2 separate regions of the Homo sapiens genome follow, and region 2 is linked to region 1. The links are chromatin contacts, found by Hi-C or POLR2A ChIA-PET in ENCODE. All regions are on one chromosome and are shown on one strand. The core of a region is the stretch at or near the end of the contact, and the rest is flanking DNA. Distances in the headings are between cores, read along the strand shown. Region 1 has its middle 66 kb from the start of ZNF462. Region 2 has its middle 82 kb from the start of LINC01505.

Region 1 (2,700 bases), core at 79-2,578:
TTATTTGAAATCACCATTAAATTGCTCTCCAAAAATATTGTAGAGCAGCCGCAGACCTCACTGAACAATAACTTTATAAGCTCTCCCTCTCTCCCTTGAGCTTTCGTCCGCTTAGCTGCCCGTCCTCAGGCTCCGAGTGTGTAATCAGGCCCAGCCTCCTGCAGAGCACCATCAGGAAAATGGCAGCTCTCACTGAGAGACAGCAGAGCCATTCACAGTCGTGGAGCTATTGAAACATTGACAGATATGACAGACATTTCCAAAGCTGTGCGAAGCATTAATTTTAATGTATGCTATGTGTCCTTACTTAGTAAATATTTATTTGACTGTGAAAGATAGGAGAGGTAATCACTGCTTTCCTTCAAATACAGTTGCTGTGTGAGCCCCAGCCCCCTTCTCTTGAGGGAGCTGAGGACTCAGTCCTGGAGTTTTGAAACAAAACATGGGAGAAGAAAAAGAGGCAAGAGACAAGACCTCTATTGTAGAGTTAAATGTTAACATTCTTCTGTGTTTTATTCAAAGTGTTTCCTTTGGTCACATGGATACAGCATAATCACATTAGCTCAGCAACTAACAAGAATCATGCTTAGCTAGAAAATAATTTCTAGGAAGTCTGGATTGGCAATAAGATTTTATCTGAAGATGGGTCAACCTAGCTGACGTTGTCTTCTATTCCAGCTTTCCTGTCTGAATCTCCTATTATGATCTTCTCAGTTAACCTCTATTGTCATTGACCATCTGATCTACATAGGGGGTCACTCTGGGGCCACCATATCTTCAGATGTAGAGCAGACAATTTAGGCAATTTCACTCTTCAAATTAAATGGTTGGAGAAGTGGGAAGGCAGTAGATTGGGTCACGACAATCATCACTGAGCACCTGCAAAGGGGTAGTTATGTTTACATGTACTATCTCAGATAATCCCAACAACTCCCTGTGAGGCAGGCAGCATTAGCACTCTTTCCAGCGTCACATAATGGCAGGATTGAGACGATTGAGATATAGACTCGGGTCTTTGAAATCCAAGGTCTGGTGCTTTGTCTGCTACTCTGCAACAGAGAGTATTGCATACATAAAATCACTTTGTAAACCTTATATCTTTATAAAAATGTTAGCTACTGCTACTGTGGACAGTGGAAAATGTGCTTGTTAGTTTTGTCTGGCTGGTTAGTCATCCAGGGCTTTTCTAATGAGGCAATGAACCCAACAGGGGTGAGAGGATGAGTTGCCAAGCCTTCACGTCGACTTTGTGTGCACTAATTAAACATCATGCCTGGATAAATGGCCCAGGATGGCAAAGTCCACAGCTTCTCACAGAAGTTTCCAGGAAGTCTCTTGGTTGCCTGAAGATGATTTGGTCATGAATGAGGTGCAACCTCAAGCCTCCTTCACTGGCTCTGTGTGACTGGGTACATTAACCTTTCATTGTATCAGTAGCAAACTGTGGTGTGAATGTCCAGTGGGCCCCCAAAATCAATTTCTCCTTGGTGAGTACTTGTTAAATGGATGTCTATTTCATTCTAATATACAAGGAGAGTGACATATATTGGATTCTAAAATATTAATTTATTATAAGTTTTTTTTTTCTTTGAACCTATGCTGTTTATCTTGGCAAGCTCTCTTAAATATCCTTTGACCTTTTCCAAAATGTCTTATTTGTTAAGTTTGCTCTCTTCAGTTTTTTGTATTCAGTGAAACTCTTTGGAATTTTCCTCAGACAAAATTTTACACTGGAGAGGGAGCCACACATAGTCAAAGTTTATGGGGAATAGATTTATGTTTGAAAACTATGCCAGATATTAGTCATGCATACTATGTTATAATATCAAGGCAGCTCTAGTCTAGTGTCTTAAAATCAGCTAGTTCCCTACCCAAAACTTTACTAAATCTGAGGGATACTCTACCTTTTCTGTCTGAAGTTCTGCATATATATATTTTTTTAATTTAAGCAGTTGTGTTGTCAGATTTTTATGGCTTTTTTACATTGAGGTAAAGGTAGGTTCTCTTGTTGAGCACCTAAAAAAAAATCACAAACAGAAAAGCAACGACTTCTTAAAAGTCCTAAATTTTCTAGTCACTCAAATAAGAATGCATTTGCTGATGGTTAATATAAAGATGGGTCAGGTCTGGTCTCCAACTAATATGACTCAGGATCTCTAAGTTCAACAGAGCAAAGACTCTTTCATTAGAGCTAAGACTCATTCTACTATATCATTAGAACAAAGACTCAACATCTGGCATAAGCAGACCATGATCTTATTTGGAGCCCAAGCTGTTTTTCTGATCCAGTACTGATGTTTGGGGGCAAGTCTTTATTTACTTGGTGCTATGATAAAGGTTTTCACATATATTATCCCACTGATGCTTAAACAAAACCCTGTAAAGTGGTACTATTTTCAATGTTTTACAAATAGGGATAATAAGCCCCTAAAAGTTTAATTAATTTGCTCAAGATTGAAGCTGGGATGTGAACCTAATGTTTCTAAATTTCAATTCTGTGCTCTTTCATTGATGATTTGTTATAACTGGCTCCTATTGTTAAGAAGACATGGTATATGGAGCAATGAGGAAACTACCAAGCCATTCTGGTTAATTATATCCATCAGTCAACTCAAAGGCATCCTTAGTCTGCAACTTCTTTTTTGTCCAACATTAAGCTTGAGAATGATGAGATATTATGGCTGTCTAATAATGGCCCTG
Region 2 (2,700 bases), core at 60-2,559, 99 kb after region 1:
GATTGAAACTCCTTTTGCAGAGTTTAATTTTTTTAGTAATCAGCTATTAAAATGATCAAATAGTAACACTTAACTGGCAAACAAACAGAATGAGAGCTGGTTTGTTGCTGGCCGTATTAGTTAAAACTTACTGCAATTTTGCTTGCTTAATTAATATTTTTTGAATAGTGGGAATTAGCATTTATAGCATTTGTGGCTTTGTGGCGAGAACTAAAAGGGCAAAGTGAAATAGTAGCAGCTTAGCAGAATCTCACTGTCTAAAACAAAAGGGTAGGGCCTCAAGTCCGAAGATCCTGAGGTTCTGCCATTTTAACTTTGAGTAATTTTAAACTCTCTTAGCCTTAGTTTCTCCGTCTCTAACATAGAGCAATGCCAAGCTTGTGAGAGGATCATCAAATGCCTGGTAGTCTGGGTCCTTATATTTAAGATTTTAAGGGAAAGAGTCTCTGCATTTAATGACAAGGAATGAAAACCACAAGACAATCATCCATCCAAGTGCATGCAGACAGTCTGTGCCACTCACACAAAAGTTCTAGACACAGTTTAGCAGGAATCTTAGCCGATTTAGGTTCTTTTGCTGCTGTAGATTTTTGGTAGACAATTAGGTTTTAAAAAATATTTTTTGTTATAGTGAAAAAACGTTGCAAAATAACAAATACCCTGATTTTTCCCCAACGATTCCTTAAATGACAACATAAAGCTGACAACTAATTTAACAATAAGGTAAGGACAATTTATCCTAATTGCTCTGGAGGTGATTATTTGATAGGAAAATTAGCAACCTGTATTATATTACACGCAGTGTCCTGATTAAATGTTTCCTTCAGAAGTTCTATTGGAAAAAGTTTTGCGTTTTTTTTTTTTTTTTTTAGTTCCTTTTTTTTTTTTTCTTGTAAGGGAAAGCCTTCTTGGGCAATCTATGAACAGTCAGAATGGATTTTAAGTAATGTCTCATATTATTCATAGAGTCTGGAAAAAGCCGGCCTACTTAACTCTATCTCACCAGCTTTTTTGCAGACTGCTCCCTGCCAACCTCCCTCACCGTACACCCTTCCCTCCTCCCCAGTCCAACCCTCACAGCTGAAAGTCTTGAGGGCAAACTTTCAGTTTAAATTTCCCAGCTTTTTGTCAGTTTATGTCAAAGCCCTAGCCACCTCTCCCACTGACTGCAGTGGCTTTGTTTTTTCTTCCCCTCCATTTGCTACTTGTTAGCCTCCGTGTACTGTGTCGGCACACTTACAGTAGGCAGAGCGCTGATGACAGATGGCGGGGGGGCTGGGAGCTGGGCTGCAGTGGCACCATGCCAAGGGATATGCCTCGCCGCGGGAATGAGCCGCCCAGAAGCTCTCCTTGAAGCCTTGTCCGCTTGGTTTGGTTCTGTGGGCGTGTTTGTATATGCCAGTGCACACGTGGCATGTTTTGTTGTTGTTGTTGTTGTTGCGGTTGTTTTTGTTGTTGTTTGGGCCAGTGACAACAGAGGCCTCGCTGGCTGGCTGCAGCTTTCCACTCTTGGCAGTTTCCAGACTCCCAGACAGGAAATTCTCCCAACCATTGCAGCTGTGAATTGGCCCATTTTTCTGGAAAGAGGATAAAGAAAAGAGTTTTGTGGGATTCTTTGCTTTTCTCGCACAAGCAGGGACGCGTTGAATACAAACAGGAAAATGCGAGGGAGATCAAGGGATGGGAGGGAAGAAGGAGGGATGGGAGTCATCAGAAATCAGATGAAATTCTGTACCGGTTTCAGGCAAGTGTTTGAGACACGCAAATGCAATTGCCTGGGAGCATATGCAGTGCTGTTCTCTGGAACCAGGTGCAGGTCTGCCCTAATGGTGAAACTGCCCTGGGCCTTTGTGGGGTTTTAGCAATTTGAACTCCTTTGACAGCCAAGAGGCACTCACTTTCATTCATTCCTTCAATAAATGTTTGAGAGCCGGCTCTGTGACTGGCAGTTTGCTGCGAGGCTAGGTGAGGGTACACCGGGGGAAAGAGAAACAAGATCTATCCCTTAGGGAACTAATAATCAGATAGACAAAAAGAAAGGAAGTAAACACACATCACAGTCACACACTCCTGTTAGTGTTCTCCATGCAATTTAATAGGCTACTGTGGCAGAGAAGGAGGATGATATGATGATGATAATTATCACAACTTTTAATGAGCAGTTCTTATGTGCCAAGCACTGTTCTAAAGGCATTTCTCATTTAAACCTCATAAGAACTATGCAGTAAATACTACGAAAACAAGCATTTGGGGGCCGTCAGGAAGGACGTCACTAAGGAAGTGAAATCTGAGCTGAGGTATGAAAGACGTAAAGGAGTCAGCAGCCATTCAAAGAGCCAGGGGAAAGGAACAGCAAGTACAAAGGTCCTGAGGTAGGGAAGAGCTTAAGGGTATTCACATCACTGAGAAAACAGCTATGGGACAGGGGTGTAGAAAGTAATATAGCAGGGAGGGGAAGTTGGGGAGATTGGAATGGTGTGGGATAAACTTGAAGAAATGGGCAGGGTTCCAATCATGCAAAGCCTTGTAAGGAACATGTTCTGGTCAGGGATATGAGAATTGGAGGACTTTGAGCTGGAAGGGGACATGAGTAAAATTACATTTTTAAAAAATTCTCCCTTTCTATTGGGGAGGATGGAATGGATTTGACTGGACAAGTATGGAAGTTGGAGTATAGGAGGCTATTACTGACAAATGATG

The links. Hi-C counts contacts between places; a loop is a spot of excess contacts on that map. ChIA-PET counts read pairs that join two places held with the same protein, here RNA polymerase II (POLR2A). Pooled maps may share reads with other maps.
Region 2: a loop to region 1 is called in a map of chondrocyte, with 2.1 times the contacts of the local background. The contact joins two enhancer-like sites. A Hi-C loop is called at or near these places in 2 of 168 maps with a recorded cell type or tissue (Caco-2 and chondrocyte) and 1 of 50 pooled maps. POLR2A ChIA-PET finds 5 or more read pairs at or near these places in 2 of 52 experiments (K562 and OCI-LY7).

Annotation. Positions count from the first base shown.
Region 1 is chr9:106,796,024-106,798,723 of GRCh38, reverse strand. No RefSeq gene overlaps it. Among named protein-coding and RNA genes, the nearest start is that of ZNF462, 66 kb to the left of the region's middle. Within about 2 kb of position 1,328, at least 2 of the 41 ENCODE cell types and tissues checked have a DNase peak (open chromatin) inside an H3K27ac peak, as active enhancers do.
Region 2 is chr9:106,696,685-106,699,384 of GRCh38, reverse strand. No RefSeq gene overlaps it. Among named protein-coding and RNA genes, the nearest start is that of LINC01505, 82 kb to the right of the region's middle. Within about 2 kb of position 1,309, at least 14 of the 41 ENCODE cell types and tissues checked have a DNase peak (open chromatin) inside an H3K27ac peak, as active enhancers do.